Regions from separate parts of the Homo sapiens genome. Here region 2 is linked to region 1. A link is a loop called in an ENCODE intact Hi-C map of the cell type or tissue named here. Cell type or tissue: heart left ventricle. All regions are shown on one strand. Each heading gives the region's core, and the rest is flanking DNA. Links, peaks and the distances in the headings are about the cores only.

Region 1 (2,913 bases), core at 150-2,649:
AGAGCAAGCCTGTTGGGTGGTAAGGATTGAAGTGGGGATGATGGGATGAAATCTATGAGGGTTCAGGGGGCTCCTAGAATCCTAGGAATATGGAGGATCTGAGGGGAAAGAGAATACATTGGTTGAGAACATACCATGTGCCAGGTACTCAGCTAAGCAGAGTAGATACAATGAGTAAATCTAAGTTTCTGACCTTTCAGAATCCACAGTCTGAGACTGAGGGGAAAAAGGTACATTTCAGTAGAAGGTGTGAACCACTATGGTGGTTACAAGCATGGCACTGAACCAGCCTGCTTGGATCTGAATCCCAGTTCTGCCACTTATTAGTTGTATGGCTTTGGGCGAGAGTCTTAACCTCTCTGTTTCCATTTCTCCATCTATAAAATAGGGATAATAGTAGTAGCTACTCATAGGGTTGTTGTGAGGAAAGAATGAGTTAATACACATACAAAGTGCCTCAACCAGTACCTGGAATAAAATAAACACTATTGTAGGGTCCTCCAACTTCCCCCACTTTTTCTCTGGTCCTGCCGGGAAACGTAGAACACTTGCACCACTCTCCCAGCCAGATATATGTTTTCTCCTGCAGGCTTGAACCCAAGTGGGGCCCTTGAACATTTCCAGGCACCGATAAAGGTGTTTGCATTTTTGCCCAAAACCCTGAAAGAGACTAGCCCCAGCCCCGAGTCAAACTCCTTAAACCCTCTTATAAGCTCCATACCCTGACTTTCTCATTGCAGACATACCTAGGTAGGACATCCCTTGTCTCATTGTCCTTCGGGAGGATGCTCTCCAGCCCCCCTCTGTAATACAGTTCACCTGATACAGTAAATGCTTTTAACTAATCACCTTGACATTTTAGTACTTCTTTCTTTGGAATCCCAACTGGCCCCATCCTGGAATCATTTGGGGCAGTCCCTTGCAGGAACTCCTCTGCCCCTGCTTTTGGGTGACTCCAGCTGTGGGTTCAGCCACAGAGGCTGACATCAGGTTTTGTCACAGAGGCAGGCATCAGGTACTATGGGAGAGGTGACCAGAGAAATCTCAAGAGGCAAGTTTGTCCCCTACACAACCGGGAATTTTTCTGTGCCTTTGCCTTTGTTTCCCTTTTTCTTTCCTAGGTCTCTACCGAATCACTTGCTTCCTCACCCCGCCCTGCAGGGCCAGTGATGTGCCATCACAAGCCAGTGCAGTAAGTGCCTGACACTCCCAATGCCCCTTTGATAAGGAAGGCTCTGCCTCCAGGAAACAGAAGCTGTCTTTATCTTTTATTCCTGTCCAGTGTGCTTTCCTTCAGCCATCTCCTTTAATCATCCACATTGTCCACCTGAGCCCCAGTTCTGAGGTCCTTTCCCTGGGACCCTTGAGGTTCTCACACAGTCTGGGCAGTGGGTGTCGCTGGTCTCCAGCTTTTCCTGCTCTTAGCGATCTGCAGTAGTCTCTTTCCTCCTAGGTGCAGTGTGCTCTGGTTCCCTGAGCCATCCAGGGATGTTAGGAAGATCAGGAACCAAAGACAAGTTCAGGGAAGGAAACAGAATGTCTTAGGGCTCTTCAGAAGCCCTAAGAGCACGAGCCTAGAGATATGGATATGGCTCACCCTGACTGCCTCTAGCTCGTCAGGTGACCCAGCACCTCACTCCACCTCAGTTTCCTTTCCTAGATGTAAAGTGAGAGGGTTGGATGAGGTCAGTAGTTTGCAAACTTTTCTCTACCATGGAACTCTTTTACTATTTCTCTTTGCATGGACTTTATGTTTGAAAAGATTTGATCAGCTCAAAACACCCTGCCATTTAATAAATTATTTTTCCATTTTTTAAAATTTATTTTTATTGTATATATTTAAGGTAAACAACATGATGTTTTGATGTACATATACATAGTAAAATAATTATTACAGTCAAACAAATTAATACATCCACCACTCTCCATAGTTACCCCCATCCTTTTTTTGTGGTAAGAGCCCCTAAAATCTACTCTCTCAGTGAATTTTCAGTACACAGTACAATAATGCATTATTACTATAGTCCTCATGCTGTACATTAGGTCTCTTAGTCATTCTACCTAACTGCAAATTCCTACCCTTTGACCTGCTTATCCCCATTTCCTCCCTCCCCACTCCTGGTAACCACTCATCTACTGTTTCTATTTTTTTAACTTAACATATTTTTTAGGTTCTGTATATAAGTAAGGTTATACAGTATTTTTCTATGTCTGTCCTATTTCACTTAGCATAATGCCCTCCGCATTTATCCGTATTGTCACAAATGGCAATACCTTCTTTTTAAAGACAGAATAATACTCCATTGTGCATGTGTGTGTGTGTGTGTCTGTGCATATATATATCCATATACATATATATATATCCATATACATATATACATATATATCCATATACATATATACATATATATCCATTTTAAAAATCCATTCATCCATCAATGAGCACTTAAGTTGTTTCCATATCTTGGCTCTTGTGAATTAATATGGGAGTGCAGCTATCCCTATGAGGTGCTGATTGCCTTTCCCTTGTATAGATACTCAACAGATAGATCATTTTCCATCCTTTATTACTCAAAGACTTAAATCAGCAAGAGAAAGGAATTTTGTAACACAGAATTGACAAAACCTTAACTAAAGCAAACGTGAATAAGCCTGCCTTTTCAAAAGCTTTTGTATAATTGCTAGTAAACGCACGATTTCCACTAGACTTTTTTGAAATATTGAAAATAGCACTGGCTCTGCCATTGGCCCTTTAGTGTAAACCTGAGCATCTAAGGTCTCTGGGCTGGAAGAATTTCACTAGATGATTTCTCAAGTCCCTTCCACTGCAAAAATGTTCTAAATCTATGATCTCCTTGTGTCAATAGTGAGTTGATGCGAGCTGGAGGTTGGAGGTCCATACAAAAGGGGCAT
Region 2 (2,913 bases), core at 120-2,619, 48 kb after region 1:
AACTGAGTGTAAGAGACATTAAATAATTTCCCCAAGATCACACAGCTAAAATCCTAGCCAAATGTGACTCCAAATGCCCAGGTTCTTCCTTCGGCCCTACCCCTCAATTAGATAAACTCTAAGGTCCCTCTGTGATTTTTTCAATACCTCTCATTCTGCGACCTCCTGACTCTCAGTGGACTGTTGAATACTAAATTTTACTTGCCCATTATTTACTAATATATCAGAAACAATTTATTCTCAAAGTGCATCAAGCTGGCATCACCAGGAGCCAGCAGCTTCCAACAATAGTAAGGAAGTCAGCTTCCTTTCCAGGAACCCTGAAGCTTTCCAGGAAAATGGTCATCTCTCCCCTTTGTCCAGCTCAACCCTTGAGCCCAGGTTGGTGCTTATGGGAGTTCATTCACACAGAGAGCTACTGGAATCCCCAGTAAGTGAGTCCTTCCCTAGGACGGGGGCAGAGCTTTGGCCTTGGGTCTCCCTGTCCCTGAAAACGGCAGGTCATCCAGTTCCTGTCCTGATTGATCCACATAGACAGGTCCCCTGTCCTAAGAGGTGGGGTCAGCCAGTACCTGAGAGACCAGGCGGCACTGTGGCAGTGCCCTCCACTGCCTGTGCCCCACGAACAGCCAGTGTAGACGATGAAGAGCAGGTGGGCAGGTGGGAGTCAATACCAAAAAATGGAATTGTAGAGACACTCAAGTGGAAGAATCAGGGAGACTCAGGGAGAGATGGAGGCTAGGAAAATCCAGCCGGGGGATGGACATTAGAAGAGCCCTCGGTATGAGTGAGCAGGGCAGGGTGCTCTCCCAACTCAATCAGCCCTGACTCACTGTGTCGTCTCCTACGAGTCATGCCCTTCTCTAGTCCTTGTTCTCCTTATTTGCCAAAGAAGGAGGCTGGTAATGGAAGAGACCTCTTTCAGTTCTAATGTTCTCAGACCTTAGGCAGTACTAGGAGAGGGGACAGGAGTGAGGCAGTTAAGATGTAAGAACAGTGACCAGCTTCAGGAGCCCAGCAAGCACACCTCTGGGGTTCCAAGGCAGAGACAAAGCAGGGCAGCCTGATTCTGTGACTGCTGTGGCTCTGTGAACGTCACATGTGTGGGTGAAGGATGCTCAGAGAGTGTTGGGTTGGAAGCCACAGAATCCCCTCCTGGTACTCTCTGCTCTGCAGACTGTGGTCATTGGGACTCCTCACTGGCAGGTGCTGAGTGAGGAAAAGGCTTGGAGGGACAGCCAGGGGAGCAGGCTCCAAACAGCTCTGCCGCCGGGCAACTTGGCAGGAAGGTGGAAAGTTCAGAGCTGTCCCTAGAGAGCAGTGAATCAAGGACTGGGCTGGGCTTGGCTGTGACTCTGGGGACAGTGGGTGGAGGGGATGGAGGCTGCTTGGCCTGCTGATGTAAAAGTCAGGTTAGAAGGCCTCTAAATACCAGCTGGTGTCCCCAGCCATGAGCCACAGCACCAGGCAGTCAGAGGCGCTGCACCTCCACACGCTCCCCTTGGTCTCTTCTCTCCTTCAGTTTTGCTGGTTCCAGGTCTTCTGACTCCCTGTTCGGTGCTCTTTGCACTGCCCTGCCTCCCCACGCAGCCAGCTGGACCTCTTTGCACCAGAGCCTTTTTCCAGAAACAGCAGCCCCAGTGATTTGCTGGGGAGTGAGAACAAGGAATCCCTCTATTATAATGGAATACTGCGAGGGAGAATAAGGAAAAAACTGAGCAACAGAGCAGGATGAGAAATTCTTGTGTTGCGCCTCCCTTTTTCAGTGGTTCTGAGTTGCCTTTGAGCCTATGGAATCACAGCCTTACACACCGTTACTGCTGAATGGAACCAGAGGGAACCTTCTACTTCAAATTCCCCATTTTATAGATGAGGAAACCGAGGCCCAGCATGGGGATGTGTCTGCTACAAGGCCTCCCAGCCCCTGAGTTTGGGCTCTTTCACTGCATGCTCAGAAGAAAGGTCCAGGAAGAAACTAACAGAATCTTTCTACCCCATGGCCTCCTACTTCACACCACAAGTGGAAAGGAGACCTTCAGTGGGTGCTTTCCTGGCCTTCCTCGCTGGTTTCACATGCCTCTTTCCTCCGGCTGCAAGTGGCAGCCTGGATCTCTCACATGTGGCCACTGCACAGCGGGGACATGATACTCTGCAGGAAACTAAGCAGGGAATATTTTTAAACCATCCAACATGCCTTAGGGAGAAAAAAAAAAAAAAAAGCAAAACACTCCCCTAGATGCTGCTAAAGGCATTTTGAAAAAGATTCCATGCCTAGCAGAAGCATCGTAAAACAGTGTTGGTTTTATTTTTAAAGGGCCAATTCCCTCTAAGAAAAGTTCTTGGGAATGGACTGGTGACCCACTTCTAAGATGCCCCCAGAGGACTGAACTCCACAAAAGTAGGCTGGAACCCCAAGGGCCCTCCACTCGCAATTCTTCATCTCCCTCTAAATCAAGGAAGTAATTTATCTGCTGCTTCGCTAAACCTTCCTTTTTAATATATCCATACCTCACTATCACAGGAAATAGCGGGAGGGGTAAGGAATAAACTCACAGGTAGAAAGAAAGAGCTTTGTTTTTATCCAGCCTAGAATCCAAGCTCCCTTCCTCTGGCTACTTCATATCCACTTGTAGCTTTAGCTGTTCAAATTCAAGTCTACTCTTACCTGCTTCTTTTCCTCCTCCCTGGACTTTCCTTCCGTGGGCTTCTTCACACTCTGGCTGCTTCTTCTCCAACTGCCCACGCTTTTTGCTCTTGAGCCTGTCAGTTGTTCCTCTTCCACCCTCTTTTTAATCGTATCTGTCGCCTTCCCTCCTCCCACTTCTTCCTACTCTTTCTCTCTCCACCCCTTTTCCCCTCTGAATCCCTCCCTCCCCTCTCTCTCTTTTGTGCTCTTAGAGTCTTTGCTCTAAA

What was found. Hi-C counts contacts between places; a loop is a spot of excess contacts. Peaks named below come from ENCODE experiments on the same cell type or tissue, not always from the same donor. Only the 100,000 strongest peaks of a DNase experiment are listed, where the experiment ranks them.
Region 2: it touches region 1 in a loop (2.3-fold over the local background); 4 of 110 quality-filtered maps call a loop at or near these places.

The regions. Positions count from the first base shown.
Region 1 is chr1:147,722,707-147,725,619 of GRCh38, forward strand. The region is part of intron 2 of LOC105371230 (a long non-coding RNA gene); the gene reads right to left. The region is part of intron 1 of LOC102723321 (a long non-coding RNA gene); the gene reads left to right. Among named protein-coding and RNA genes, the nearest start is that of GJA5, 36 kb to the right of the region's middle. In heart left ventricle, for the core only: a CTCF peak has its summit at 1,382; a DNase peak (open chromatin) is centred at 1,385.
Region 2 is chr1:147,770,587-147,773,499 of GRCh38, forward strand. The region is part of intron 1 of LOC102723321 (a long non-coding RNA gene); the gene reads left to right. It also overlaps a transcript of GJA5 not described here. Among named protein-coding and RNA genes, the nearest start is that of GJA5, 11 kb to the left of the region's middle. In heart left ventricle, for the core only: no CTCF peak of the experiment used is centred there; a DNase peak (open chromatin) is centred at 1,325; H3K4me3 peaks cover 2,414 bases; H3K27ac peaks cover 2,365 bases.